Linked DNA regions of Homo sapiens: region 1 is linked to region 2. Evidence: read pairs that join two places in POLR2A ChIA-PET (ENCODE). Cell type or tissue: Caco-2. All regions are shown on one strand. Each heading gives the region's core, and the rest is flanking DNA. Links, peaks and the distances in the headings are about the cores only.

Region 1 (15,452 bases), core at 4,356-12,355, 170 kb before region 2:
CCCTGGAGGTGGAGGTTGCAGCGAGCTGAGAAAGTGCCCCTGCATTCCAGCCTGGGCGACAGAGTGAGACTCGGTCTCAAAAACAAAAAATAAAAAACAAACAAAAATCTTGTGAATGACATTACCTAAACAAGAGTAAAATAGGGGCCAGGCGTGGTGGCTCAGGCCTGTAATCCCAGCATTTTGGGAGGCCGAGGCGGGCAGATCACTTGAAGTCAGGAGATGGAGACAAGCCTGGCCAACACGGCAAAACCCCGTTTCTATTAAAAATACAAAAATTAGCCAGGTGTGGTGGCACATGCCTGTAATCCCAGCTACTCAGGAGGCCGAGGCAGAAGAATTGCTTGAACCTGGGAGGTGGAGGTTGCAGTGAGCTGAGATTGGGCCACTGTACTCCCTCCAGCCAGGGCAACAGAGCGAGCCTCTGTCTCAAAAAAATAATAATAATTAAAATAAAATAAAACATATATAGCTGAGTGTGGTGGGGTGTGCCTCTAATCCCAGCTACTTGGAAGGCTGAGTGAGGCTCGAGAATTGCTTGAAGCCTGGAGGCGGAGATTGCAGTGAGCCGAGTGCCACTGCACTCCAGCCTGGAGCCTGGGCGATAAGAGTGAAACTATGTCTCAAAAAAAAAAAAAAAAAAAACCCAAAACAAAACATTGAAGTGTTTTGTATTTTTGGCCAAGAATACAGCTCAAACGAAGCTTTTGTTAGTTCTATTAGACACACTTTTCTCCAATTCTCTGTCTAGGCACCTTAACATTGTATTATATCCATGATAGCAGTCAGAGAAGACTCCTTAAGCCAGGACCACCTGAGAGGCAGCACAAGAACTACTACAGAGAGAATGACATTACCTAAACAAGAGCAAAATAGGGGCCGGGCGTGGTGGCTCACGCCTGTAATCCCAGCATTTTGGGAGGCCTGGTCCTACATTCTAGGAGTTACTGTCTAACATAAAGGACAAAATAGGTAGCACAATGGTTCAAGGTGAAATTACATAGGTTTGGAGAAAGATAACATAACCAGGTGTGATAGAAAAATGCTTCATAAATGTGGAATTTGAACGGAACCCTGAAACGTGAGCAGGACATTTAAAGGCAGAGTTTGACAGTGGAGGGCAGAGGATGTATTCTGTAGGGGAAAGGTTTGGATTTCTGGGTACAATAAATACATGTGGGAATTAGTTATGAGTAAGAAAAAGAACTGGCTTAAAGCACAGGACAGAGGAGAGGGTAGTAAGACAGGTGAAAGATGTGCTGGTTGCCCCCCATAGTTTGGATGGTCTTGAATAACAAAATACCTCAGATGACTGGCAATGGAAAACCACTTATGCTTTCTGGGCAGAGAAGTAAAGATTCACTCATTTCACAAAGAAGAAGACTTAATTTCCTCAAAAAGTGTGTCTCTACTTTTGCAAAAACTACATGATGCACTTACCACCCTTCTGGCTCACAAAGCCCCTTCGTACCTGACCCCATGATAACCTATTCAGATTTATGTCTTGCCCTCTAGCACTCTCCCCTTCAGTCAAGCTGTCTTTTCATCCAGACACAGTTCCTACTGTCATCTCCCTGTCTTCACTCTGTACTTTACGTCTGATCCACTCCTCTCAACACCAGCTCATCCCTGGCACAACAAAGCTTTCTGAGGTTCTTGTGGCCACTACTTTGCTCCAAATGTGTTTCTGATAAAATAAGGACACAGTTTAGCACTTAAAATTTTCTCAAAACGATCTATTTTCCCAGTTGGGTGTGAAAGCTCTTTAAGGGCAAAAGCCGGGCTTGAAGCAACATATACTTTTGGACAGATTCAGCAAACCCCACCATCTGCCTGGAAAAAAACAAGGCTCAAGGTAAACTCCCGAGGTTGTTGGATTGCCAGTTTGGTTTATTCTTCCATTACCTTCTTTCTTTCATTAGTCCCTTGTTCTCAACAACCAAGAGAAAAATACAACAACATCCAATGCAAAGGCTTCTTACTATGCTGTTCCATGACAGTGGGGACAAATATAAAAAAATGTTACCGCAGAAGGTGGGGATCAAAGAACATTTGTAGAATGCTTTATAATTCACCTATAAATTAAAAATGAGCAAAGTGCTAGTATTTTTATTATAAGATGTCATTTAGGCCAAGCGTGGTGGCTCACGCCTGTAATCCCAGCACTTTGGGAGGCGAAGGCGGGTGGATCATGAGGTCAGGAGACCGAGACCATCCTGGCTAACACGGTGAAACACCATCTCTACTAAAAAATACAAAAAATTAGCCAGGAGTGGTGGCGGGTGCCTGTAGTCCCAGCTACTCGGGAGGCTGAGGCAGGAGAATGGCGTGAACCCGGAAGGCGAAGCTTGCCATGAGCCGAGATTGCGCCACTGCACTCCAGCCTGGGAGACAGAGCGAGACTGTCTCAAAAAAAAAAAAAAAAAAAAAAAAAAAATCCCATTTATACCTCTGATTGTAAAAGACTAAGCATAATCCTAACTATAATTAATTTTATATACTCAGTACTGTTCAGACAGATTATCTTTAGAATATAAATTCTCTAGGCTGGCACTGTTCAATAGAAATATAATGCAAGCCACAAACATAAGCCACATTATATGTAATTTTAAGTAAAAAAAATTCATATTAAAAAGTAAAAAAAAAAAACAAAAAACAAAAAAAAAAAAAACCCTGGTGAAATTAATTTTAGTAATCTATTTTACTTAACCTGGTATGTCCAAAATATCATTTCAAGGTTTCATCAATTTAAAAAATTGTTGGCCGGGTATGGTGGCTCATGTCTGTAATCCCAACACTTTGGGAGGCCAAGGCAGGTGGATCATGAGGTCAGGAGATACAGACCATCCTGGCTAACATGGCGAAATCCTGTCTCTACTAAAAATACAAAAATTAGCCGGGCGTGGTGGCGGATGCCTATAGTCCCAGCTACTTGGGAGGCTGAGGCAGGAGAATGGTGTGAACCTGGGAGGTGGAGCTTGCAATGAGCCAAGATCGCGCCACTGCACTCCAGCCTGGCAACAGAGCGAGACTCTGTCTCAAAAACAAACAAACAAAACAAAAACAAAACTAACAAAAAAAATTGTTATGCTTGAGACACAGACTTGCTCTGTTGCCCAGACTGGAGTGCAGTGGTAGGATCACAGCTCACTGTAACCTCCAACTCCTGGGCTCCAGTGATCCTCCTGCCTCAGTCTGCCAAGTAGCTAGGACTACAGTTTATGCCACCATGCTCAATTAATTTTCTTTTCTTTTCTTTTTTTTTTTTTTTTTGAGACGGGGTTTCCTCTGTTGCCCAGGCTGGAGTGCAGCAGAATGGTCATGGCTCATTGCAGCCTTGACTTCCTGGGCTCAGGTGATTCTCCCACCTCAGCCTCCCGAGTAGCTGGGACTACAGGTTCATACCAGGCACCAGGCTAATTTTTTTGTATTTTTAGTAAAAGTGGGGTTTCACCATGTTGCACAGACTGGTCTCGAACTCCTGGGCTCAAGTCATCTGCCCGCCTCAGCCTCCCAAATTGCTAGGATTACAGGCATAAACCACCGTGCCTGGCCTCTAATTTTTTTTTTTTTTTTTGAGACAGAGTCTTGCACTGTTGCCCAGGCTGAAGTGCAGTGGCGCGATCTCAGCTCACTGCAAGCTCCACCTACTGGGTTAACGCCATTCTCCTGCCTCAGCCTCCCAAGTAGCTGGGACTACAGGCTCCTGTCACCACGCCCGGCTAATTTTTTGTACTTTTAGTAGAGACGGGGTTTCACCGTGTTAGCCAGGATGGTCTCTTATCTCCTGACCTCCTGATCCGCCCGCCTTGGCCTCCCAAAGTACCAGGATTACAGGTGTGAGCCACCACACCCAGCCTTTTTTTTTTGAGAGGGAGTCTCCCTCTGTCGCCCAGGCTGGAGTGCAGGGACTTGATCTCGGCTCACTGCAAGCTCCGCCTCCCGGGTTCATGCCATTCTCCCACCTCAGCCTCCTGAGTAGCTGGGACTACAGGCACCCACCAGCACTCCCAGCTAATTTTGTTTTTGTATTTTTAGTAGGGACGGGGTTTCACCATGTTAGGCAGGATGGTCTCGATCTCCTGACCTCGTGATCCCCCACCTCAGCCTCCCAAAGTGCTGGGATTACAGGTGTGAGCCACTGCGCCCGGCCTAATGTTTTCTTTTTTTGTAATTTTTTTTTTGTAGAGGTGTGTTGCCCAGGCTGGTCTTGAACTCCCAGCCTCAAGTTATTGTCCCATCTTAGACTACCAAAGTGCTGTGATTACAGGTATGTGCCGTCGTGCCCAGCTATATCTTACATTTACAGCATACCTTAATTTGAACCAGTGAAACTCTAAATTCTCAACAGCAACATGAGGCTAGGGGCTTCCGTACCGGACAGCACAACTTTGTACTTGTTATTCAAAGTATGGTCTGAGGACCAGCAGCACTGGCTTCTTAAAAACACAGAACTTCAGGTCCCACCCTTGACCCACAGAATTAGATTTTGCAATTTAACTTTATACTATTACTGTTTCCCCATTAAGATTTTCTTCTCTTTTTTTTTTTTTTTTTTTGGAGATGGAGTTTCACTCTTGTTGCCTAGGCTGGAGTGCAATGGCGCAATCTCGGCTGAACACAACCTCCGACTCCTGGGTTCAAGCGATTCTCCTGCCTCAGCCTCCCGAGTAGCTGGGATTACAGGCATGCGCCACCACACCTGGCTAATTTTATATTTTTAGGAGAGACAGGGTTTCTCCATGTTGGTCAGGCTGGTCTTGAACTCCTGACCTCAGGTAATCTGCCGGCCTCGGCCTCCCAAAGTGCTGGGATTAAAGACATGAACCACCGTGCCCAGCCCCCAGAAAAAAACTTTTTAAGAGAAGTTTTTCAGTCCCTGAAAAGCCCCAAAAGTTAGTATCCCTGCAAAGGGAATGATAATCCAGATGTCTGGAGCTAGGGAACATACAAAAAGCCCAATTTACTTCAGAGTGACATTCTCAGAAAAGGTATCAAAGAACAAAAAATTGAGATGCTGTGAATGTAAATGTGGTGACCCTGCCAGAGTCACTACATAATCCCAGACTATTTAAATATCCTCAATAATAAAATTGGTAGAGGAAAAACAATCTTTGGGGTCTCCAGGATTTTGTAGCATATAATTTGATGCTACAACTTGAAGACAACGGAAAAAAATTCTATCTGGTCTCTGGTGTGAATTTGAAAACTTAAAATGTTAAAAATTGCTTGTAAACAGGCTGGGCTGAGTGGCTCACGCCTGTAATCCCAGCACTTTGGGAGGCCGAGGCAGGCGGATCACCTGAGGTCAGGAGTTCACGACCAGCCTGACCTACATGGTGAAACCCCATCTCTACTAAAAATACGAAAATTAGCCAGTTGTGGTGGCAGGTGCCTATAGTCCCAGCTATTTGGGAGGCTGAGGCAGGAGAATCGCGTGAACCCTGGAGGCGGAGGCTGCAGTGAGCCAAGATTGGGCCACTGCACTCCAGCCTGGGTGACAGAGGGAGACTCCATCTCAAAAAAAAAAAAAAAAATTGCTTGTAAACAACCGAGTCCAACCTAAAAGAGGTCACAGAATTATAAACCAGGTAGAAAAAGAAGTGGTACAAAAGAGTACAAATAGAAACCAACTGTGCTTCCAAGAAGTTGAGCTGACAGAGTACTGTCTCACTGAAAAAAAACACATGGCATAAAGTCCACAAAACAACAGCATCTACTCGGTCTTAAAGCAATAGCTTCTATTTTTAATAGAGAAAAATCAGACACAAAGTAGCAAGCCATCAGCCTCTCAATACACTGCTCAGAATCTCAGAGCATCCCCGAGGTCAGGAGATCGAGACCATCCTGGCTAACATGGTGAAACCCCATCTCGACTAGAAATACAAAAACAAAATTAGCTGGGCGTGGTGGCAGGCGCCTGTAGTCCCAGCTACTGGGAAGGCTGAGGTGGGAGAATGGCATGAACCCGAGAGGTGGAGCTTGCAGTGAGCCGAGATCACGCCACTGCACTCCAGGCTGGGTGACAGAGTGAGACTCCGTCTTAAAAAAAAACAAAACAAAACACACACACACACACACACACACACACACACACACACACACACGGTGACAGAGTGAGACTCTGTCTTAAAAAACAAAACAAAACACACACACACACACACACACACACACACACACACACCCCTTAGTGCATTCCATCAAGCAGTGGATCTCTCCTTTTACTTTCTTTCCAGACGATGGGAGTCTCTCCTCTGAATCAATAAGTAACCAATAGGCTGGACCAGGTCATTCTCCCCACTCCCTGGGGACTGCGCTTCTAGCTGCCTCTCCCGACACTAGCAGCTCCAATCCATCTCCTTTCTTTACTGCTTTCAAATACTCAGTTCCTCTTAGTACAAAACATACCCACTCACTCTAATTCCTACATATTTTTTGGCTCTATGCTTGCTTGAGTCGCCCATGCCTTCTAGGTTTCATCAAATATTTTTTGTGGACCAATATCGCCACCAAAATGAAGTTTATATCACTCAAAGCGGTTTTAATTTACTTACAGGACACATTTTTTTTCCTCCAGATTACGAAAATCACCTAATATTCTGATGCTGTTTTCTCAGCTATTCAGTTAAAGGTATATATTTTGTATATATATGAAATCATACTATATATGGAATTTATATACACTTCTATATATGGCTTTGCTCTATCTCAAAAAATCTGTCCTTATGACTAGGTGTGATGGCTCAAGCCTGTAATCCCAGCACTTTGGGAGGCTGAAGTAGATCACTTGAGCCCAAGAGTTCAAGCCCAGCACAGGCAACATGGGGAGACCCCATCTCTAAAAACAAATTTTAAAAAACACACATTAGCCAGGCTAGGCATGGTGGCTCACACCTGTAATCCCAGGACTTTGGGAGGCTGAGGTGGGCAGATCCCTTGAGTCCAGGAGTTCGAGACCAGCTTGGGCAACATGGTGAAACACCATCTCTACAAAATATAGCCAGGCATGGTGGTGCATGCCTGTAACCCCAGCTACTTGGGAGGCTGAGGCAGGAGGATCATTTGAGCCTAGGACACAGAGGTTACAGTGAGCTGAGATTACACCATTGAACTCCAACCTGGGCAACAGAGTGAGACTCTGTTCCTCAAAAATAAAAAAAATAAAAAAAATAATAAATTTAAATATCTGTCCTTACTAAAAAGGACTCAACTCCCTCCTTAGCCCTCTGCGGCCCCTTTGTTTGGCCCACAGGTACCATCCATCAAGAACCACCAGAGTCAACCCAAGGGCCTTTCCCTCTTTCTAAATCTCAGTTTCTCTGGCATCTGACAAGATGAAACTCATCCTATTCCTTCATAAGCCTCTTTCCTCCCTTAGCTCCCTTCGTCTCTGAGTACTCTTTCACCAGCCCCCCTGAGCACACCAAGGCTCCGTAGCCGCCCATTACACTAGCCTTTTAACTTCCACTGTTTCTACACAGAGGTCTTTCCAATCCATATCTGCAATCCCAGTTTCACTGCCTAAAGGATCTACTAATGTTTGGCTGTCACCTTCAACTCAATGACACTGGACAGGGAATAAACAGAAACTCCAGTATACCCAATCCATCACTAACCAACTAAATGAGCTTGGCAAAGTGGGTGGTTTAGTCGTCCGGACTGTGGTATCACCATAAAATGGAGCTCCTAAGACCAGATCCTTATTGTGTTTCTCTATCATCTAGGTGAAAAAGTGAAGCTTAGATAAAAAAATTTTATTATTCAGTCAACTTCTGTGTAGATGATGAACAGGAGGTTCCTCCAGACTGAGGAAGAACAATCCAGGCAATCGGGGATGAGGGGCTAAAAGGAAGGAAAACTGGCATCTTAATGCTTCTCTGCCCCTGCTGAATGGTGAGTGTGAGGATGCAAGGGCCTAGGCTCCAACACAGAGACCCCAGAGGCCTGTATCCTTAGGGGGCATGGATCAGTTCTTCCTCCTCTTGCTTCAGCCACTTATTTTTCTTTGAGACAGATTCTCGTTCTGTTGCCCAGGCTGGAGCGCAGTGGCACGACCTCGGCTCACTGCAACCTCTGCCTCCCAGGTTCAAGTGATTCTCTTGCCTCAGCCTCCTGAGCAGCTGGGACTACCAGCGCGTGCCACCAGGCCCAACTAGTTTTTGTATTTTTACTAGAGACGAGGTTTCACCACGTTGGCCAGGATGGTCTCGATCTCCTGACCTCGTGATCCACCAGCCTCGGCCTCCCAAAGTGCTGGGATTACAGGCGTGAGCCACCACATTCGGCCGCTTCAGCCACCGCACCCGGCCACTTCAGCCACTTCTTAGCTAGCTCTATGTTGCTTAAATCTTGCCCATTTATAACTCCCCTCAACCCCAATGCACGATTTAGTATCTGTCATCTCTTTTTTCCTACCACGCTCAACTTAACACTTGCTGTCTCTAATTCTTTCCTTACTTTCCACTCACCAGTTTGGTTTCTGATCCCCAATACTTTACGGAGCTGCTCTGAGGCCAGCAATGGCCTTTAATTGGTAAATCCACCGAGGCTTTTCTGTCCTCATCTGACTTGACCTCTCTGTGGAATTCAGCATTCTAGTCTAGGCTTTATCCCAGAATTATGCCAGACCATCAGAAAGCTGGGTATACTTGGGCCACACGGCCTTATCCCCTACAGAATTGCTTTTATCGAGTTTCACTTTGGCATCATGCCTTAGCTTACACTAAAAGATATGTGGGAGAAATTGCACTGGGAGTTAAATACTTGGAAAAGCTTTTCTTCAAGGAAATTTTTTTCTTTCATTGTGAAACCTATGTAACAGGATCATGTTGCCATTTTTTTAGCTGGCTACAGCTTGATTAATTTGTTGCCTCTCAAACCATGTAATAATAACTTTCTATTATAATTTGTATTTTCTGGTTTATTTATATCACTTATTATCTGTCTTTCCTAAATATTTCTTCAAGTTCTTTCTGGAACAAGATGGGCTATAAACTTGAAAGTGTATATACAATCTATTAAATAAATATAGGAAAATATACATAAACATAAAAAGATACAAGAAAAAGAATAACGTGAACTGAAAATGTGCAGGGTCTATTTGAAGATTATAAAACTCTTCCACTGGCCAGGTGCAGTGACTCACACCTGACTGCTAGGACTTTGGGAGGCTGAGGAGAGTGGATTGCTTGAGCACAGGAGTCTGAGACCAGGCCTGGGCAACACAGTAGGACACCATCTCTACAAAAACTTTAAAAAATTAGTCAGGTGTGATGGTGTATGCCTGTAGTCCCAGCTACCTGGAGGCTAAGCTGGGAGGATCGCCTGAGCCCAGGAGGTTAAGGCTATAGTGAGTAGTGATCATGCCTCTGCACTCTGGCCTGGGCAATAAAGTGAGACATGGTCTAAAAAAAAACTAAGAAAAACAAAACCAAAAAGAAAACAACCCTTCCCCTCCAGCCCCAAACTCCTCCAGGAGGCATTTAAAAAACCTCACTAAGTAGCGACACTATTATCTATATCCATAAAGCTACATAATTCATATAATGTGGTACTGTTACTACTATAGGCAGACAATTTAAACAGAAGAGAGAATCCAGAAACAAAGCCTAGCAAATAAAAAGCTGTCATTTTAAATCAGTAGGGAAAAGAGAATTACTGCATAAAAGGTACCAGAAAAACAGTTAACTATGTAGGAAAAAAACAGAAGTTATCTTTAATCCATTTGGAATGTATCTGTTGTATGAAACAAAGAAGCATTGGCAGGGCCAAGTGTGGTGGCTCACGCCTGTAATCTCAGCACTTCGGGAGGCCAAGGCGGGTGGATAATAAGGTCAGGAGTTCAAGACCAGCCTGGCCAACATGGTGAAACCCCGTCTCCACTAAAAATACAGAAATTAACTGTGCTTAGTGGCGGGCACCTGTAATCCCAACTACTCGGGAGGCTGAGGCAGACAACTGCTTGAACCCAGGAGGTGGAGGTTGTAGTGCGTCAAGATCACGCCACTGCACTTCAGCCTGGGCAACAGAGCGAGACTCTGTATCAAAATAAAAAAAAAAAGCATTAGTGGCCAGGTACAGAGACTTACGCCTGTAATTCAAACACTGAGAGGCCAAGGCCAGCAGATCGCTTGAGCCCAGGAGTTCGAGATTGGCTTGGGAAACATGGAGATACTCCATCAATACTAAAAATACAAAAAGTCAGCTGGGCATGGTGGTGTGCGCCTGGGGTCTCAGCTATTCAGGAGGCTGAGGTGGGAGGATCTCCTGAACCTGGGGAGGTTGAGGCTGCAGTGAGCCATGATTGTGCCATTGTACTCCAGCCTGGGCGGCAGAGTGAGACCCTGTCTCAAAATGAAACAAAACAAACAAAAACACACACAAAACTTTAAAAAGAAAAAGGTGAACAGCTTTCTAAAAATGAGGAAGGCTTTGTGCTTAGAAGCCTAAGTAATAAGAGAAATCAGAGGAAATGATTGAGATTTTAAGCACCATAAAATAAAATTAAAAATTCCAGGCTGGGCACAGTGGCTCACACCTGTAATCCCAGCACTTTGGGAGGCCAAGGTGGGTGGATTCCCTGAGGTCAGGAGTTGAGACCAGTCTGGCCAACACGGTGAAACCCCATCTCTACTAAAAATACAAAAAAATTAGCCAGGTATGGTGGCATGTGCCTGTAATCCCAGCTACTCAGGGAGGCTAAGCCAGGGAAATTGCTTGAACCAGGGAGGTGGAGGTTGCAGTGAGCCGAGATCGTGCCACTGCATTCCAGCCTGGGTGACAGGGCGAGACTCTGTCTCTAAATAAATAAATAAAATAAAATAAAATAAAAATAAAATTATGTATGACAAAAACATGTTGAACAAAAACTAAAAAGAAAATGGCCAACCATGAAAAAAATATCTGCAACATCTATGACAATGGATTAACCTCTTTATCATATGTATAACTGTAAAATTTACAATGAAAAGATGAACACTGAAAGAAAAAGCTGGGCAAAGGACACAAATAGATGACTGAAAATACACAAATGGCAGATGAATAAGAAAAAAACCAAACCTCATTAATAGTAAAAGAAATGCTAAACTAAAATAATGTGACAGCATTTGCCTCTGTTAAACTGCTATGGTTGTTTTGAAAGATACTCCCCAGACTGGGCATGGTGGCTCATGCCTGTAATCCCAGCACTTTGGGAGGCCAAGGCGGGCAGATCACGAGGTCAGGAGATCGAGACCATCCTGACCAACATGGTGAATCTCCGTCTCTACTAAAAATACAAAAATTAGCTGGGCATGGCGGCGTGCACCTATAGACCCAGCTACTCGGGAGGCTGAGGCAGGAGAATTGCTTGAACCCAGGAGGTGGAGGTTGCAGTGAGCCGAAAGTATGCCACTGCACTCCAGCCTGGCTACAGAGAGAGACTCTGTCTCAAAAAAAAAGAAAAGAAAGAGGAAAAGAAAAAAAAAGAAAGATACTCCCCAATGTTGTCCTTGGTGCAGTGAAACTAGCACAATTCTACTGAAGGTAATTGGTGGTGTGAATCGTAGACATCAAAAATAGTGCTTTAATACATAATATGGAGAAAATGTTTGTTCTATATTTAAAAAGGGAGGGCGGACAGGAGAGGCAGAATGGAATCACTGTTAAGAGTCAGAGACGTGCATCCCAATTCTGGTTTTTCTAATTAGCATTGTGACCTGGGGTGAGATATGCTACCTTCTCGCTGCAGTTTTCTTTTCTATAAAATAAGGAAATGGTACCCATTTCACAGGCTATCATAAAAACCCAATGAAACAATACATGCATGGTGCCAACTGCCATCCTCTGTATCCTTATACCGCCAGCCAAGAAGACATTCAACATGGTTAACTCAACAATATATGCTTTTTTGGCTTCTTAGCTTTCTAATTAGATTCCTAGAATCTAATCTTATCTAAACCTTTGATAAATTTTCCCCACAAAAATGACTTCTCTGATAAAGTACTGGATTTCTGTACGATGAAGGTACAATCAGTTGACAGAAGCTGGTGACTGACTAAATCCAGGAATGAAGGAGAAAGAGTAAAAAAGAAACAGAACAAGCCAGACATGGTGGTTTGTACCTATAGTTCCAGCTACTTGAGAAGCTGAAGCAGGAGGATGGCTTGGGCCCAGAAGTTTGAGGTGAGTCAAAGGAAGGGTGGGGGAGGGTGGTAGGAAGAGACAGAACAGCTTTGCAGGCTGGCCAGTCTTGTTCTATCCAGAATATTGACGCCACATTAAACCTTCCTGAAATGAGGCTCAAAAATTCCAAAAATTCATGATTGGTGATGCTGACTGAATCAGGTCCAAATTCTCCATCTTAGCTCCCAGAGCTCTGTACAGTTTGTTCCCATTCCCTTCCACCCACCCAACCTCACCTTTGACTATTTCCTGCTGGGCATCTTCTATATCAGTATCTGATGTCTTGTCCCTTCCCAGCTCAAGTCACCTTCTAAATCAAAGTCATCTCAACCTTGACCAGTACAAACTGACCACAAGTTTTAACTGTAGCATAATGTTCTATGTGTTTTTCCCCCAGTATTAGCTTTTTAAGGGCAGTAACTATGCCTTTTGTTTCTGTAGTCTCTACAGCAATGGATACAAAACAGTGTTAGACAAACAGGAATTCTCACTGACTTTGTCAGATGAAACAGGTATAGATGGTTCCTGCACAGGACAAGAGCAGGAAGGGAACATGGAAAAACAAAACACTGTTTATATGCTAAGTGAAAGCCTAAGTATACGAATTTACCTTTATTGCTCTCTTTGCATCACTATTTTTTTAGTGATGCGAAGTTTTTTTACGCATCACTATTTTTTTAGTGATGCAAAGTTTAGAAACTTTGAAAGACAAAGTTTCATTATGTTGCCCAGGCTGTTCTCGAACCCCTGGGCTCAAGGGATCCTCCCACTTCATCCCCCACAAAATGCTGAGAATATAGGCATGAGCCACTGCAACTAGCCTGTGTCAATTCTTACACCTTTTTTTTTTTTTTTTGAGACAGGGTCCCACCCTGTCGCTCAGGCTGGAGTGCAGTGGCACAATCAAGGCTCACTACAGCCTTGACATCCTGGGTTCAAGTGATCCTCCTACCTCAGCCTCCCAAGTAGCTGGGACTACAAGCATGTGCCACCATACTTGGTTCATTTTATTTTACAGAGATGGGATCTCACTGTATTGCCTAGGCTGGTCTCCTAAGCTCAAGTGGCCTCCCAAAGTGCTGGGATTACAGGCATAAACCACCATGCTCAGCCTGTGTCACTTCTTAATAGAGAAAAATAAAAATTCCCAAAAACACAATTACAGGTTAGATTTTTTAAAATCCTGCCATGTAAAAATGGAAGCTAATTGTGAATACACTAATTTTTGAAGATATTAAGGTTTAGTAATTTATCACCTATGATTATGACTACATAGCAAATATGTCAGACAATTTCCAAAGGAAAACAACCAAAACAACCTTTTATACTCACCACTGCAGAGTTTAGTCAGTTAAGTAGACTGGTTATTATACTAGGAATAATCCATGTGTACTGAGAATAAGACAGTAGAAGAGAATGATTTCCAGCAGTCTATTTTATAACTAAACCCACAACTTTTTAATATACTGCTTACTATCCATTATAAGGGGCAACTGATTGCTAAAAACCCCAACTTATTTCCTGGGGAGATCAGAAGTCTATCTGCATTCTCTTGGTAAGAAATACATTAGCAGCTCTAAGACCCCATGAACTTTCACAAGCCACAGAAATTCTGAAAGTCAACATGAAGGGTACCTAACAAATGGCCTAACAGAGGTTGATACGAACCCTCAGACATCATAAGAAGGCAGAGAACGCACAGCCATAAAAAAGAATGAAATAATGTCCTTTACAGCAACACAGATGCAGCTGGAGGTCATTATCCTAAGCGAATTAAGGCAGGAACAGAAAACCAAGTATCTCATGTTCTCACTTACAAGTGGAAGCTACACACTGGGTACACATGGACATAAACATAACAATAGGCCTTAGGGATTAGGAGGGGGAGGGAGAAAACGGGGTAAGGGCTGCAAAACTAATCATTGGGTACTATGCTCATTACCTGGGTGATGAGCAACAATTGTACCCCCAAACCTCATAATCACACAATATACCCATGTACACAAAAAAACTTGGACATGTACCCCCGAATCTAAAATAAAAGTTGAAATTGTAAAAAATTTTAAGAGAACAGAAGATACCTTGCACCTTTCTCTTTATATGTATAAAATATATATTAAAAACCATATATTAAAATATAAAAAAGATATACAAATATATAAATATAAAATATATATTAAACATTTATACATATATATATAAATTTTTTTTTTCCAGATGGAGTTTCACTCTGTCACCCAGGCTGGAATGCAGTGGCGCGATCTCGGCTCACTGCAACCCCTGCCTCCAGGTTCAACCGATTCTCCTGCCTCAGCCTCCTAAGTAGCTGGGACTACAGGCACATGCCACTGTGCCCCGCTAATTTTTGTATTTTTAGTAGAGACGGGGTTTCACCATGTTGGCCAGGCTGGTCTCAAACTCCTGAGCTCAAGTGATCCACCCACCTCGGCCTCCCAAAGTGCTGAGATTACTGACGTTGAGCCAGTCACCAACGCCTGGCCTCTGTAAGTATCTTTTTTTGATGTTGTTGTTTTTGAGACGGAGTCTCACTCTGTCACCCAGGCTGCAGTGCAGTGGCACGATCTTGGCTCACTGCGACTTCCGCCTCCTGGGCTCAAATAATTCTAATGTCTCAGCCTCCCGAGTGGCTGGGACTACAGGCGCATGCCACCATGCCGGCTAATTTTTATATTTTTAGTAGAGACAGGGTTTCACCATACTGGTCAGGATGGTCTCAAACTTCTGAGCTCTGGTGATCCTCCCACCTCAGCCTCCTAAATTACTGGGATTACAGGCATGAGCCACTGTGCCTGGCCTTATTTATTTTTTTAGACAGATTCTTGCTCTGCCACCCAGGCTGGAGCGCAGTGGCACAATCCCGGCCACTGCAACCTCTGCCTCCAGGGTTCAAGCAATTCTCCTGCCTCAGCCTCCTGAGCAGCTGGGATCACAGGCGTACACCACTATGCCCAGCAAATTTTTGTATTTTTAGTAGAGACAGGGTTTCACTATGTTGGCCAGGCTGGTCTCAAACTCCTGACCTCAGGTGATGTGCCCGCCTCATCCTCCCAAAGTGCTGGGTTTACAGGTGTGAGCCACTGCGTCCAGTCGATAGATCTTTACATTAGAAAAATGTTGACTGAAAAGCTTAGTCTGGTATTCTCACTATACAGAATGTTAAATGACATTAGGACAAGGAGGGGAAAAAAAGCAATTATAAGTCATCAGGTCGGGCACAGTGGCTCACACATATAATCCCAGTACTTGGGGAGGCAGAGCCAAGAGAATCG
Region 2 (15,452 bases), core at 249-8,248:
CCCATCCCCACTTCACCCAGACCCTTGGAATTCCAATCAGTGGCAACAGGGGTGTTTTCTGAGCCCCAGACGACTTGCCTCCAGGACAGGGACCATGATAGATGAAGAAGAGAACAGACCTACATTTGAATCCTTTCCCACACCCACCAAGTGTGACCGAGGTCAGTTACCACTCTTGGAGGCTTAATTTCTGTCTTTGGTATGCGAAGAGAAGAACCACCAGGCAGAGCCAGTGTAGGGGTCCATAGTACTGATAAGCCCCTGCCTCCTTGATTGTTCCCATGCTGATCCTGGCTCCATGGGCAGCCAGTGAGGGAAGGGGAAAGGCCAGTGAGCAGGGAGGCTTTCTGTTCTGCTCCTGCTCCCACCCCTGGCCCTCAACCCCGCCCCCCAACCCCCATCTTCTGGAACAGAAGCTGCAAAGCAGCTCTGTTTCCCTACTCCTGGACCGCTCAGTACGGTCTCCCCATCTCAGCTCCACTCCCTCTACTGAAAACAGCACTGGGCAGGGGTCTTCGAGCTCCTGCTGAGGAGGGGTACTTCCCAGGCAAGTCTGCCTTGGAGAGGGAGGCAAGCATATGTGTGTGTGTGTGTGTGTGTGTGTGTGTGTGTGTGTGTGTAGACACACACATGCATATGTGCACTTGTCCGGGTCCCCCTCAGAGCAGACAGGTCCTCCCAAGGGAAACAGACCTCCCAGTTCTGACCTGAGCTGACCACAGGCCTCAGCTCTGTGGTCCCAACAGTCACCCACATCTTGCACACCCTCTTGCTCACGTGCACACCCTCAGATACCTGTACACACTTCCAACCTGGCTGGATGTTCTCACAACGGGCTCAATCCCTACCACCCATTGGCACACACATGTGCACATGTGTGCACACAGGCACCTGATCCTCAGCCCAAACCCTGATCCCACAGCTGAGCTCCAGGAGTAGCCTTGGCAAGTGATTCTCTGGGCATTCTTAGGAGGGAGAGGGGGAGTAGCAGCTCTGCCAGGCCCAAAACACAGTGTTCTTGGCAGGTGGGGCTGAACCTGGTTACCTACTTGTCTTCCAGCCGGGTGTTGAGAGACAACCCCCAAGTGTTCGGGCCCTGGGAAACTTGGAGTCTTACTGATGCTTGTACAGGGCAGGTTGGGTGGTCCTCTCTCCCCCAACCCCAGCTTTGCAACCAGAGATTGGAGGAGCCCAAGTTAGAGAAAGCATCCTTCCTCTCACCTCTCTCTCAGGCTCAAGGCCAGAAGCAACAGCAGCAGCACAAAGGCCTGAGGTGAGACCTCAGGAAAGACTACCCAGCTAGGCCACTAGTACCTGCAGATGGCCTGGGTCCTGTTGAGGTGGCTCACAAATAAAGCAGGAAGGGATCTGCCCTGTCCCCAGAGGCAGAGCCCACAACCTGGCCCCTACTTCATACCCGGGGTGTCTGTTGATTTTCCTTCCTCAAACCTCTGAAACTGGGGTCTGCTGAGGCTTCACACTGCGCCTGGAACCTGGGTCTCTCCTGTCCAGCCCGAATGCTTCCCCATCTCTACCATCTTTGCTGGAGTGCAAGGCCCTTGTGCCTCCTTCCCCCCTACTCTGCCTCAGCAGTCTGGCTTCTTACCTGATTCATGGCCCCTCCCAAGGAAACCACCTCATATCCCCTTCTCCCCACCCCCACACCCAGACTGGCTGTCCCCTACAGAGACCGTGTGTACTCCTGCCTTAAGCCTTTGTCCCACATCCTTTCTCTGATCCGAGATCCCTTTCATACTCCACTTATCTCCACTCATGCTCCAAGGCCCCACTCAAGGATTTCCTCCTCCGGAAAATTCTCCCAGCCCCATCTGATCACACAGGGCCCCTACTAGACCGAGGTCTCTGAGAAGCCAGGTTGCTGGCTGCCCCAGCAAAGGCCCAGCGCAAGGACAAAGCCTGGAGCACCTGTCCAAAGCCGTGGGTATTGGCGAGAGACCAGGCTGCTCCTCCCACGATGCAATGGAGTCAGTGCCCCCTGGCCTTTCTCCCCCTCCCCACTTCCGGCGGGCCTCCAGCCCCCCCCCCCCTTCCCCTTCCCTCCCTCTGGTGACAGATTTATTCCCTGCTCCAGACAAAGGAGCTCAGCTAGGCGGCCAGAGGCACCTGAGCCCAGCTCTCTAAGAGCTCCTTCCTGGGCACAGAGGACCAGGAGGGCTTGGGGGTGGGGTGCTGGGTGTAGGCTCCAAACTACTGCCTCAGCAGTTTGGCAGTGGGTGGCTAGACAGAAAGACAGCTGAATGTCCAGCTGCCCCTCACGGTGACCTCTAGCTTTTCTGAACTCCAAGGATCCCAGCCAGTGGGGGATGGGTGGGGTGGGGAAGTTCCCCATCTAAGCTCTTCCCTCTGGCCCGAGGAATGGGAGATGGGTATCTTAGGTGGGGATGTCAGGCAGAGTTCAAGGGGTAACGATCCTCCCTTCTCAAGGCCTCCGAAGTCCCCTGAGACTGCTCTCTTGGGGAAGGGAATGGCATAAACTCTCAAACTCCAGGAGGTTCCCTCTTCTCAGCCACCAGTCAGTTTCCTTCTCGAACCGGCCCACTCCCTGTCTCACTTTCCCTCCAACACTCCCCGCAGCGGCAGGTAGTGAACCCGGGCTTGGGGAGGTGCCCGGCGCTCCCTATTTGGCTCGCTCCCTGCACCCAGGGGTGGAGAACTCTCCCACTCTTGCGCTGAGGAGCCCGCCTTGGCTGTGCCCATGGGGAGTCAGTCCTGTTGAGTGTCCAGTCCCGCCCTCGAGCCTGGAGTCCCCGCGCTCCGCGACCCGCGCACTCACCGGTGATGAGCACCGCGCGAGTGGCCACCGGCAGGCGCTGCGGGCGCGCCAGGCGGGACAACGCGATCCAGCCGGCGGCGGCCAGCACGGCGAGTGCGGCCGGCGGGGGCAGCAGGCGCTGGCACAGCCAGTCGAGCGCGGCCAGCAGCGCCAGCGCCGCCAGCAGCGGGCGGCCCAGACGCAGGTCTGAGCGCAGCAGCTGCAGCAGCGCGCGGGCAGCCACGAGCAGCCAGGCGCCGCCCGACGGCCAAGGCCAGCGCTCCATGGCGGCCCAGCGGGCTGGGGCGGGGCGGGGCGGGGGCCGGGCCGGGGAGCGGGGAGAGAGAGCTTCTAGGCCGGGGCGCGGAGTGCGGGGGTACACCGGCCTGGGGCGCGAGAGGGACACTCGCTTTCTCTGCTCGCCCTCGGGCCGAGCTTATGAAGAGCCCCGGGGGCGGGGGAGAGGGCGGGGAGCGGGAGGGGCGGGGGCGGGGCTTTCCTTCACTTCTCTCCCGGCACCCCCCGCAGGGCAGGTGCTCCCCCCCCGCCCCGCCCCCTCGACCAGATTCGATTTGGAAAAAGCCGGAACAAAGTCCCAAAGTTGCTGCGCTCGAGGAGCCGCCTGGCTGCGGGCGGTGCTTGGGAGAGGGCCCGTCGGTCCAGCCCGGGTGCCCGGCCTCAGCTCTCCGCCGCGCCCCCACCCACACGCCCGGGGCCGCCAAGCCGCCGCGCTCAGGTGAGCACATGCCACTCACGCTTGTTCGGGACACCTGAGGACACGCACAACCGGCATCCCGGTGCCCTTTGCTGATCGCACCACCGCGGCCGCCAAGCCTGCAGGAACACCGCGAGGAACCAGCCGGTGCTCACCCGGTCTCCGCTGCCGCTGCCGCTGCCGCCCGCGCCCGTACACGCGCCGCACTCCCACGTGGTCGGCTGCGCCAGGTCCCTGGCGCACACACCCTAAGGCGCGCTCACCCCTGAGCAGCTCGCGGCCACAAAACCTGCCTGGGACAGGGGCTGGCGGGGGAACAGGACGACCGCTCCCGGTTCTTGGAGTCTCTGCCCCGTCTTTCCCTTTCCTTCCAGGGCTTAAACCTGGGGACGCACAACCCCACTTCCTGCCTCACAAATGTATGTGTGTGGGGGTCAGTGGAGGGTGGGGTGTCAGAGGAAGCACCTAGGTCTCCCATTACTTATGGCCCACCCCCGCCAACCCCAAGAGCCAGGCCAGAGGGACGTCGGTGAAGGCAGCCTCTAGGACAGGGTGGTCCCTGCCTTGCTCCCCTGAACCCCCAGGGGGTAAAATAAGTGGTATGAGTGTGGGTGGATTTTTCTGCCTGCGTGTGTGAAGGTCTCCATGCTTGTGTGTGGCCCAGTGGCCCCCCACCCTGCCCACCCCCGTGTCTGGCACCCTGTGCCTAGCATCCATGCCAGGGCTCTGCCAGGCACTGGGAGTTGGTGCCAGTACCTGGCTGCAGGCTTGATGCTGAGAGCAGTAGGTGTAGCCCTCGACAGAGGGGTCCCTGCTTCCCGTGGGCTTCCAGGCCGTGCTCAGTGCCTCATCCCTGCCCTCCCAAGATCCTGGGAGGTTGTGGACTCCCTGTCACACTTCCTAGCCCTGTTGCTCATTCTCTCTTAGGTGCCCAGGCTCTGCCAGGGTTTCAGGGCAATGCCTCCTCCAAAGCCCTCTCTGCCACCAGACACAGCCCCCTGGTGAGCCAGGGAAATCTCAGGGGAGGCTGGGAGCCAGACCCACCTAAAGGGAGAGTCTCTGGGTGGAGGACCAATTTGCCCTGAGCCACTCCTGTGCCTCCACCTATCCCTCCTCCTAAGGACAGATGACAGGCAAGCCCCAGACCTGGGAGGCAGGACTTGAATGAGGAGGGTGTGTGTGCCTGACCTTGGGTACATGACCTTGTGTGCCTGTGTTTGTAAGCACTTGTGTCCATGGGACTCTGTGGCTTGTCCAGGCCATTTGGTTGTGTCACTCCCTATGCCATGACCCTGTGTGTGCAAGTGAGTACATTTGTGTGCATTGTGTGTGTTTCTGGTAACTCTCTGTCCTTCGGTCTGGGTCATCCTGCCTCTAGAAACTCAGGGAAACATTCCTTTTCCAAAGTCACTGATTCCTGTTGCGGTGAATGTATGGCCCAGGCTTGGAGGCAGACACAGCACCCCTGGCCTGACTTCCTGATTTGAGCTGTAGAGATTGGATTGGCCAGACCCCCCAGCTTTAGCCACCACACCAAGAGTCTGGCTGTGGTTTCTCCAGCCTCAGTCCATTGGAGTCTTCCCCTTGGAGTGAGGAAGGGAGTAGAAGCTGAGATGAGGGTCCTGGGGAGCCTTCAAGGTCAAGGCAACACAGATAGAACCAGCACTTGCTAAAGCAGGAGTTGAAGAGTAGGGGGATGGGGCAGGAAGGCAAGATAAGGAAAGAGGCAGAAGCAGGGTCCTACACTGTCCTGGGAAGGAACCGTGAAGGCCACCATGGGGACAGACTTGCCAGGAGGCGATGTTGGGATTTGCGTTTGGCTGAAGAGTATAACATGGTTAGGATGAGGAAGGGGGTGTTTCCAGCTCAGCTTCTGGAACCTCGTGCCACCTCAGGCAGAGCCATTAGTCTTATGGGATTTGGGTCTTGGTGGGACTGGACCATCTGCCACATTTTTATATAAACTCCCCCTGCCCATTCATCCCACTTCCTAGTCCAAGCCTCCTCCTTCCCAGGACCTATGCTCCAGCTCCTGTGGCCTCCTCAACCACTGACCCCTTATCCCTTATTAGGTGGAGACGTTCTAGAAGTACAAGGTGGTTAGGGCAGTCATTGCTGGCAGAAGCTGGCCCAGCCCTGTCTGAGGCCTGTTGCCAAGTCGTGCCTGCCTAGGGGCAGAAAACCAGCCTCTGCTAGAAGCAGGAGTCTAGGCTGTCAGGGGCCTCCAGGGAAGAGAAGCGGAGAGGGGCAGTGGGCAGGAGCCTCAACAGATAAAGCAGGGCCTGGCAGGGCAGAGGAATGAAGGGTGACCAGGAGCAGAGCACCTGAGCCACTCGGCCCCTAAGCCCTCAGCCCACAGCCTCCCTTAGTCCTTTGTCCCAGCCTCCAACCCGCCTTGGTCAGAAACCTGGTTAACCAAACCCTTAGCACGCCCCAGGCTCTGGAGGACAAAGGGGTGGGCAGGCGGGCTCTGGTCTCCTCCAGCGGAGTCCAGCAGCTCACTGGTACCCTCTGCTGGCCGTGTAGGGAGAGCACGGCTCTGAAGGAGCTAAAGACCAGGTAACCCACCGGCTGCTGGGTTGAGGAGAGGGGAACAGATGTCTACAGTAGGGGGTACCAAGTGGCAGACTCCAGGAGCCCTCTCGCTCTGTCCTCTGACTGTACTTGGGTTCCTGGAGCAGAGCACTCAGCACTGACTTGTCACCTCCTCTTCCCTCTGCAGCTAAGAGGCTGCAGATTCCCAAGGAGCCCCTGCCCTGCACTCTGCTTCACGCCTTCACCCCCACCATGCCTCCTCTTGGCAGAATGGCAGAGGGTCCCTCTTCCTGCCAGTGGCCAGGGTCCTAGACCCCATTGCTCCCTGTCCTCAAAGACAACAAACTTGTATTGAGTTCCTACTGCATGCCAGGCCCTGTGCTGGGCACCACAGATATAGCAACTGACTACTGGCCCCAGCAGCAAGTGTACTGGCGCTAGCCTCACCCATTGGGAACCTCAAGCCCGTATCCCTTTCCACAAGCATCTCTCTTGTGGCTGGGCGTGGTGGCTCACGCCTGTAATCCCAGCACTTTGGAAGGCCAAGGCAGGCGGATCACCTAAGGTCAGGAGTTCGAGACCAGCCTGGCCAACATGGCGAAACCCTGCCTCTACTAAAAATCCAAAAATTAGCCAGGTATGGTGATGCATGCCTGTAGTCCCAGCTACTCATGAGACTGAGGCAGGAGAATCTCTTGAATGTGGGAGGCGGAGATTGCAGTGAGCCGAGATTGTACTACTCACCGCACCCCAGCCTGCGTGACAGAGCAAGACTCTGTTTCAAAAAAAAAAAAAAAAAAAAAAAAAAAGCATCTCTCTTGTGTTTTCTCCTACTGTTTTCAGCTGCATTTCTCTAAAGTTGTCCATAATCACCATCACCACTCTCCCCTCCCAGCCTTTGCCTGGGACCAGCTCCCAATCGTAACCCCCTAGTCCCCAAATCCCATAGACTCATCTCTGGCTTCAGCTAATTTGGCCTCTTCAAAGCCTCGGCCCTGCTGACCTCTCTTTCCTGCCCCAAGCCCTGTCTCCCTTGGGTGCCTGCGAAGCCACGGCTGCCGGGTTTCCTCCGACCTCACTGCCTCTCCTTCTCAGCCTCCTTCTCCAGCTTCTCTTCCTTGTGGGTGAAGCTCTGGCTGTAGAGGCCTCACCCTCGGCCCTCCCCACACCATGAGCTCATCTTTCTACTCACATGCTGGCGACCTCCCTGCTTGCTTTCTGGCCAAGCTCTCCCTTTTGACCACAGGCCCACATGTCCAGCTGCCCCTGGACACTTCCCTTGGACACACATAGGCCCCTCAGCCTCAGCATGTCTAAAGCTGGTCCTGGCAGCCATCGTGCCCCACCACATCCTCAATCTTCATGCCATGCACTGGCCTCCAAATCTCTTGCTGTGTCCCAAGCCCTGGGTTGGGTGCAGATACCTCATCATAGCCTTTGTAGTAGTTGTCATTATCACCATTTTACATTCAAGGGAACTGAGGCTTCCAGAGGTGAAGGGAATTGCTCAAGCTCTCAAGTTCCACTTGCGTTGGAGTCTTGGACCAGCCCCAAGATTCAAACTCAGGTGTACCTGAACCCAAAGTCTGGGCTCTTGAGAACTGTGTTAATACGGGGCTGTGTTGGTCACCTGTGGCATCTTAGACTTCATCCTGAGGGCAAAGGAGAGCTTGGAATGGTTTTGAGCAAATGAGACCCCCATCCCAGGTGGACAGGAAATGGATCTGGGGAAGAGTGGAGGCTGACTAAATTATTATTATCACTCTTAAATTTTATTATGATTATTACTTTATTATTATTATTATTACTTTTAGTTAGAGATGGAGTCTTGCTCTGTCACCCAGGCTGGAGTACAGTGGCACAATCACGGCTCACTGCAGCCTTGAACTCCTGGGCTCAGGCGATCCTGCCATCTCAGGCCTCCGTAGTAGCTGGGACTACAGGCACTCACCACCACACCTGGCTATTGTTTTTTAAATTTTTTGTAGAGACAGGGGTCTCACTATGTTGCCCAGGCTGGTCTTGAACTGCTGGCTTCAAGTGATTCTTGAGGCTGGGAGTCTTGTTCCTGCATCCAGATGAGGGACGGAGCAGAGGTCTGTTCAAACAAACTGAGCTTGAGGCACCCCTGAACATGCAAAGGCTGAGCCCCAAGGCAGGTGGAAGCCTGTGGGCTCCAGCATGTTGCTCCTGTAGCGTGGGAGCCCTGGAGGTTGCCGACTCCCCTCTGATTACCCTAGGCATGAACTGAACTCGCCCCTGCCTCCACCATTTTTCAGAGCTATCCCATCTGGGCTGGGCACCTGGAAACCAGGCCCTTCAGTTACGGAACTGAAGGAAACCTCCCCTCCAGTTACCAGAGAGGGAGGCAGTAAGACACAGAAAGCCAGGAGCATCACTTGTGTTTTCAGCCTGTGTCTGGCACCCTCCTCCGAACTTTTACTGTCTCCAGGATTAAAGGCAGATGTTTGGGGATTAGGGTCCTTGAGTTTGGGAAACAGAGAGAGTATGTTCTGCAGGGCTTTCTGGACCAGTCCCAGGCGGAAAGCAAGCCTCAGCTGAGAGCATTTGGAGGGAGAGCTTGACTGACTCTGGATGAAATCCTTCTAGGATCCGTCTTGTATCCTCCAGTGTGGTTGTGTGTTTGTGGCATGCCAGTCCTTGTGCTTAGCTTGCTTGGTCTTTATTTTATTTACTATCCTCACGTCATCACTATGAAGTAGGTACTATCATTATCCTTATCCTATACATAAGGATAAGGCTACCGACCTTTTGCTATTTGCTGCTCGATTAAAAACAAGTCTCCCAACGACGGAATTGAGGCAACTTGATTGTTAAAACTCATTCCAAACTTGTCTCCTTACAGCTTCCATCACCCTGATTCAGGCCTTTTCTTGGCACAACAACTGCAAAAGATACAAAAATTAGTTGCTGTTGGCTGGCTGTTTTAATTTATTTGCATATACATAATTCAGCCCCACCCCTGGTGGCTAATACGCCCCCTGGGGAAGCTGTGGCTGTCTTCTGATTGCTGGTGGGGAGGACTGTGTGTGTTGTTTTTTTAAATAAACTGAAACCAGATGGAGGGGGGTTTTGTTCACAGCCTTGCGTACAATTTTCTCCAGCGAATTCCTTGAAAAGTCAACCACCTATGAGTGGTGCCTCTGCTCCGTGGAGGTCCCTCACCGCTGGTATGCAAATATCGAGCAGGGTTGATATTTCTCAAGAAGAAAAAGAGCTTCTTGGCCTGAGGGCTTTCCAGAATGCGGGGTCATCTCCTGGTTGCCCCCAGTTTTAGGTCTGTACTTACAGTTAATGTCCTCGCTCTCCTTCCGCCTTGTGTTGGGAGTGGGCTGGGGCGGGGGAGTCTTGGGCCAGGCTTGAGTCAAATCACCTAGACCAACCACTTGGTATAAAAATGTGAATTCCAGACCCCCACCTATACCCCATTTGCAGCACTGACCTCCGGCACGAGACCCCAACTGTCCAGCTGGGTTGATTTTTGCAGTCAGCGGAGGGGTTATTCTCCTAAAGGGGCCCAAGCCACTCCTGCTTCCATCCTGGGAAGGCCAGAAGCTGGAGGTGGTTATCGAAATATTTTTAACCGCCAGCCAGGTCCAAGGCTTTGTAATGCCCCGGGAGCCCTCATTAAGCGATTCCTTGTTCAGAGAAATGAGGCGAGTGTACCCACTGGTCACCCTGCCAGAGGTTTAGTATTTTTTCTTTGGAACGTGAATTGGGCATTGTCGTAGTGAAGTGTGACCCAGTCCCCAGGCAAGGGAGAGCACTTCTTTCCCAGCTCTGACCTTCATTCCTAGCTCAGAACACCTTTCTTTTGGATTCCAAGCTTTTTCAGATAATTGTGTCAGGTTACATAAGGCTCTGAGATATGAACACTCAAAGGAAATTCCGGTGAGAGCAGGTCTGAGAGGTTCCTGCACATAATTTGCTTTAAAGTATTCGAGGAAAACTTCAGGTGTCTGAGGCCAGCACATTTTTGAAATAAAATAAGAGCAGCCAACAACTTTGCATGGATGTGCCATTCCCCATAGAAATGAGCGAGCAAAAAGACAGATTTCACACTGAAAGGAAATACCCCTCCCCAGGGAGCCTGTGCAGGGGCGGGAGGGGGCTGGTGGGGGAGAGGCGGGAGTCAGTTGCAAGAGAACAGCTTGGACCAGGCTGCCATTGAAATGGAAATCTTCACCAACCAGGATCACTTTTTTCCCCCTTTCTGCATCTTAGGTGACACGTGGTAAACACAAGACTTCAGTTTTCCAAGAAACATAAAATAAAAACTGAATTACTGGCAGAGAAGCTTTAAAATCTTTGGTTCCTGGGACTCTGCGGGCACATTTTCCACACACCATGATTTTTATTTCATTTGCCTCTGAGGGGCGGCCCTCCAGCAGTTCTGTTGCATAAGGTACTGTTTCCAAACACCTTGTCCCCAACTGGTGACACAGAGTAAGTTTTATCTAGGTCTGAGAAGAGTTCTGGAAGAGTGACATCGTGTTCCAAGTCGCACCAGTTACAATCAACAGTAGGAAGGTTGCCAAAGATCTCACCAAGAAAGCTGAGAGAATATTTTAAATACTAAATGGCACTTCTTGCTTAAAGCATGAAGTGGTCGTAAAAACCACTTAACAGGGAAGAAAATTAATGGGAGGAAAGTGCCTTGAATGCAGCAAATTTTACAAAAAGCTTAACAAGGAACATGGAAAAAATAGATTTACTATGTTGAAGAGGTGGGATAATATAGGAAAGTCCATTTTTACACAAAAATAATTTGGTTATTTACACAAGGCTTCACAGAAGAATTCCTATAAGTAGCGCTATCCTTTTTTATTCTTCACGTGTTTGACACACATTTCTTTCTTTATGATTATTATTTTTAGAGACAGAGTCTTGCTTTGTTGCCCAGGCTACAGTGGTGCAGTCACTCATAGGTCACTGCAGCCTCGAACTCCTGGGCTCCAGGGATCCTCCCCTTCTCAGCCTCCTGAGTAGCTTGGACTACAGGCATGCGTCATCATGCACCGCTAATTTTTAAATTTTTTGTAAACACAGGGTCTTGCTATGTTGCCCAGGCTGGTCTTGAACTCCTGGGCTCAAACAATCCTCCCACCTTGGCCTCCGAAAGTGCTGGGATTACAGCGGCCTCAACACACATTTCTTGAGTGCTTAGTATGTTCTGGGCTTAGTAAGTGCTGGGATTACAGCAGCCTCAACACACATTTCTTGAGTGCTTAGTATGTTCTGGGCTCTGTGCTAGGGAAGCAATAGTAAACAATACAAACATTATTCCTCCCCTGTGGGAGGAATAATAATTCCCTCCTCTTCTGTCTGACTGGAGGGACAGGCCCTTATCAGATCATTACACAATCAAGGAGACCCAGAGAGAAGGAACGAGAAAGCAGAGTCCCACGGTGCTATGGGAATGATGGTCTCTATTCTGGGGACCACAGAGGGCTTTCCCAGAGGAAGTAAGTTTCCAGGTAGTGTGAGCTTCAAATGCAAAGGCCGTGGGATAGACAGAGCTGTGGTCAGCCTGAGCCAGGGGGCACGCAAGGTCTTGGAGACTGCGGTGGCCACAGTGAGGAGGAGGTTTCTATTCCAATTTCATGGTATATGGAAATACCTCTCCCTAAGGAGTGGGGAGTGTTGTTGAGGGTTGTAAGCAGGAAGTAAAAGAATCAGCTTGGCGTGGATTTTTTAAATTTTGTTTTTGTTCTAAGACAGCCACAGGCTGTAAGGAGAATGGACTGATAGGGGTGGGGACGGGGACAGGGAGGGCCCCCGTGGAAATCAAGAGCCAGTCAGAAAGCCAGGGCAAGAGATGCTGGTGGCCATGAAGACACGCCAAGTGGATGGGCTGAGTCATCCAGGGCCCATTGGAGAGGGTACTGTGACCCAGACGAAGTGGGCCCAGAGAGCGAGAGCTGTGGCTGATCATCTCCCACCCAGTCTAATTTAATAATTAAATTTACTTCCATTCGTTGATGATGCGGACAGCATCATTTCCTGGTAGAAAGACAAGGACGGTCTGGATGGGAGGCACCAGTGATTACTACCCATCGAGCACTCTTTGGGTGCTCTATATGCATGGCCACATTTTCAGGCCTCATCACAGCCCTAGGCAGTAGCTATTGTTACCCCCATTTCAAATACAAGCAAATTGAGATTATTAAAGTTGAAGAATTTATGGCTGGGTGCAGTGGCTCACGTCTGTAATCCCCAGCACTTTTGGAGGCTGAGGCGGGCGGGTCGCTTGAGGCCAGGAGTTGGAGACCAGCTTGGCCAACATGGTGAAACCCTGTCTCTACTAGGAAAAAAAAAAAAAAAAAAAGCAAAACAAAAACAAACAAGCAAACAAACAAAAACAAAAATTAGCCAGGCATGGTGGTGGGCACCTGTAATCTCAGCTACTCAGGAGGCTGAGGCAGGAGAATTGCTTGAACCTGGGAGGTGGAGGTTGCAGTGAGCCGAGATTGTGCAACTGCACTCCAGCCTGGGTGACAAAGCAAGATGCCGCCTCAAAAAAAAAAATTACCCAAGGTCACCATCTTATAACTGGCACCATGAAGATTGAACCACTAACCTGCCCTGGGACAGGTGAAGAGTGCCCGGAACCCTGGGATCACACTGGCTCTAATTATGGACGTATCTGTTGGTTCAGGCCCAGGGTGGGCTGATCCAGCTTTGTCCCTGTGGAGTCACCTCTGGCAGCTCCCAGGAGCCCTGTAAGTCAGCTCACATGTGTGTGTGCACACCTGGAAAACCACAATTGGCCTTTTTCTCCCTGTGGCCCTTGGCTGTTCTATCCTGGGCAGACCTCCCTTGCGAATCACTGGCTGCAGCTCTGGCTAGGAACAAGTCCTGCCCAAGGGGCTGACTTCTATAAAATGGTCTCAAGTTTTCATAGAAATTGGCCAGGTTGGGGAGGGGGTGTTGTCGGGAGGAGCTGGAACAGCACAAGTTAAAGAGAACCCTGTGGGAAGAAGCCTGAGGGTGAAAACAGATGTTGCCAGTTCCAGGAGCTGCAGAATCGTCACAGAGGACAGGAAGAAGCTCCACATACCAGAAGCCTGCCCAGCAGGGCATTGGAAGCCACACTTTGTCATTTCAGTTGATCCTAAAGGCAAAAGGGAGCCCTGGAATCTCTTAAGCAAGGCTGATGAGGTGGTGTTTTCACATTTAGAAAGATTTCTCTGGCACCTGCCAGGCAACGTGTGACTTTCCTCAGTCGGTGATGCCCTGTGCAGTGTCAGCTTCTGGATTGGGGACCACACAAGGATGACAGACTCAGAAAGAGCATGATCAACTTGAGGTCAGGAGTTCGAGACCAGCCTGGTCAACCTGGTGAAACCCCAACTCTACTAAAAATACAAAAATTAGCTGGGTGTGGTGGTACAGGCCTGTAATCCCAGCTACTCAGGAGGCCGAGGCAGGAGAATTGCTTGAACCTGGGAAGTGGAGGTTGCAGTGAGCCAAGATTGCGCCACTGCACTCCAGCCTGGGTGACTCCGTCTCAAAAAAAAAAAAAAAGCATGATCAAACTGCCTGTGCTTTTCAAAAGCAGATTTGGGGTGAGAGAATCATCTTCTCACAGAACCTGGCTTGGAGTCATGCAAAAAGATGTCAAGGGAGGCCAGGCGCCATGGCTCATGCCTGTAATCCCAGCATTTTGGGAGGCTGAGGTGGGTGGATGGCTTGAGCTCAGGAGTTTGAGATCAGCCTGGGCAACATAGCAAGACCCTGTCTGTATCAAAAGTACAAAAAAAAAAAAAAAACAAAAAAAACCCCGAGCAAGGTGTGATGGTGTATGCCTGTAGTCCGAGCTACTCAGGAGGCTGAGGTGGGAGGATCGTTTGAGCCCAGGAGACGGAGGCTGCAGTGAGCCAAGATCACGGCACTCTGCTCTAGGCTGTGTGACAGAGAGAGAACTCATCCCCTGCCCCCCCAACCACCCCCCTCCCGCCCGCTTAAAAAATAAAAGATGTCAAAGGAATCTGAGCTGTCTCTTGGATTTTTGTTTCAATTGAAAACAGCTTTCACTGGGCATATATATGTGCACTTAACCCTGTTTGCAAACCACTGTATCCATTTCCTATTGCTGCTGAAACAAATCACTGCCAATTGTGTCATCTTGACAGTTCTTGAGGTCAGAAGTTGGAAATGGGTCCCCCTGGGCTAGAGTCGAGGTAACAGCAGGCTGATTCCTTCTGGAGCCTCTAGAGGAGGGTCTGCCCCCTAGCCTTTTCCAGCATCTAGAGGCTGCCTGCATTCCTTGGCTCAGGCCCCTTCCTCCATCTTCAAAGCCCACAGTGTAGCACCTTCAAATCTCTCTGACCTCTGTCGTTACGTGGTCCTTCTCCCATGTGACCCTCCTGCCTCCCTCTTATAAGGACCTTTGTGACTACATTGAGCTCACTCAGATAACCTGGGATAATCTCTTCCATCTTGAGATCTTAACTTCATCTCATCTGCAAAATCCCCTTTGATGTATCACATAACACATTCAAAGATTCCAGGGATTAGGGCGATGACATCATTGTGGCGCTATCATTCAGACTACTACCTCCTCTAACAAAGAGAAGGAAGGATAGTCTGGCAACTGAGAGGAGGATGGGCCGGAAGTGGGCAGGCTGATGTTAGGGAGAACTGGAGGCTGCTGCAGGCTCAGCAAGGAAGATGCTGGTGGTCTGGGCTGGGGTGGAGCAGGAAGAATGGACACAGAATGTGTTTCAGAGTGAGGGCAGCCTGGTCACAGGCACTATCTGGTTTAGGTGGGCAAGGACTAGCAGGAGAGACATGGGAAGATGCCTAAGTGTACAGATGGGCTTACTGGGTAGATGGTGGTGCCCTTCAGAGGGCCCAAGGGGAGGAGCAGATTTGTGGCAAGGACAAAGAGGACATGTGGGGATGTGTTACATCCCAGACACCAATGGGACATCCAGGAGAGAAGCCCCTGAGTCAAGTGGATCCAGGGTCTTTTGGGTCCCTCCCCTTATTATGGGAATATATGGATTCATCTTTCACTTTGTTTTTTAATTTTTATTTGTATTTGCATTTATTTATTTATTTAAAGACAGAGTCTTGTTCTGTCGCCTGTAAGGAGTGCAATGGCACAATCTCGGCTCACTGCAACCTCTGCCTCCTGGGTTCAAGCGATCCTCCCATCTCAGCCTCCCGAGTAGCTGGGATTACAGGCGCAGACCACCATGCCCGGCCAATTTTTGTATTTTTGGTAGAGACAGGGTTTCGTCATGTTGCCCAGGCTGGTCTCAAACTCCTGACCTCTAGTGATCTGCCTGCCTCGGCCTCCCAAAGTGCTCAGATTACAGGTGTGAGCCACCATGCCCAGTCCCACCTTGTTTTTTAAAATATTTATTTATTTATTATTATTTTTTAAAGAGATAAAATCTG

The links. Peaks named below come from ENCODE experiments on the same cell type or tissue, not always from the same donor. Only the 100,000 strongest peaks of a DNase experiment are listed, where the experiment ranks them.
Region 1: POLR2A ChIA-PET joins it to region 2 with 14 read pairs; 2 of 35 experiments call an interaction of 5 or more read pairs at or near these places.

What each region holds. Positions count from the first base shown.
Region 1 is chr16:67,591,950-67,607,401 of GRCh38, reverse strand. The region is part of intron 2 of CTCF (CCCTC-binding factor); the gene reads right to left. Among named protein-coding and RNA genes, the nearest start is that of CTCF, 37 kb to the right of the region's middle. In Caco-2, for the core only: no CTCF peak of the experiment used is centred there; no DNase peak of the experiment used is centred there.
Region 2 is chr16:67,418,856-67,434,307 of GRCh38, reverse strand. HSD11B2 (hydroxysteroid 11-beta dehydrogenase 2) reads right to left here and starts at 3,187. Exons shown (of 5, transcript NM_000196.4): 1 at 2,795-3,187. The coding sequence starts at 3,059. It overlaps LOC124903702 (a long non-coding RNA gene), which reads right to left. Exons shown (of 2, transcript XR_007065093.1): 2 at 7,777-8,929. RefSeq lists silencers at 3,069-3,248, 3,469-3,518, 12,948-13,242 and enhancers at 5,224-5,758, 5,759-6,293, 9,489-10,083, 12,803-13,374. In Caco-2, for the core only: a CTCF peak has its summit at 5,998 (motif pointing left); DNase peaks (open chromatin) are centred at 2,817, 3,277, 3,397 and 5,977; H3K4me3 peaks cover 2,304 bases.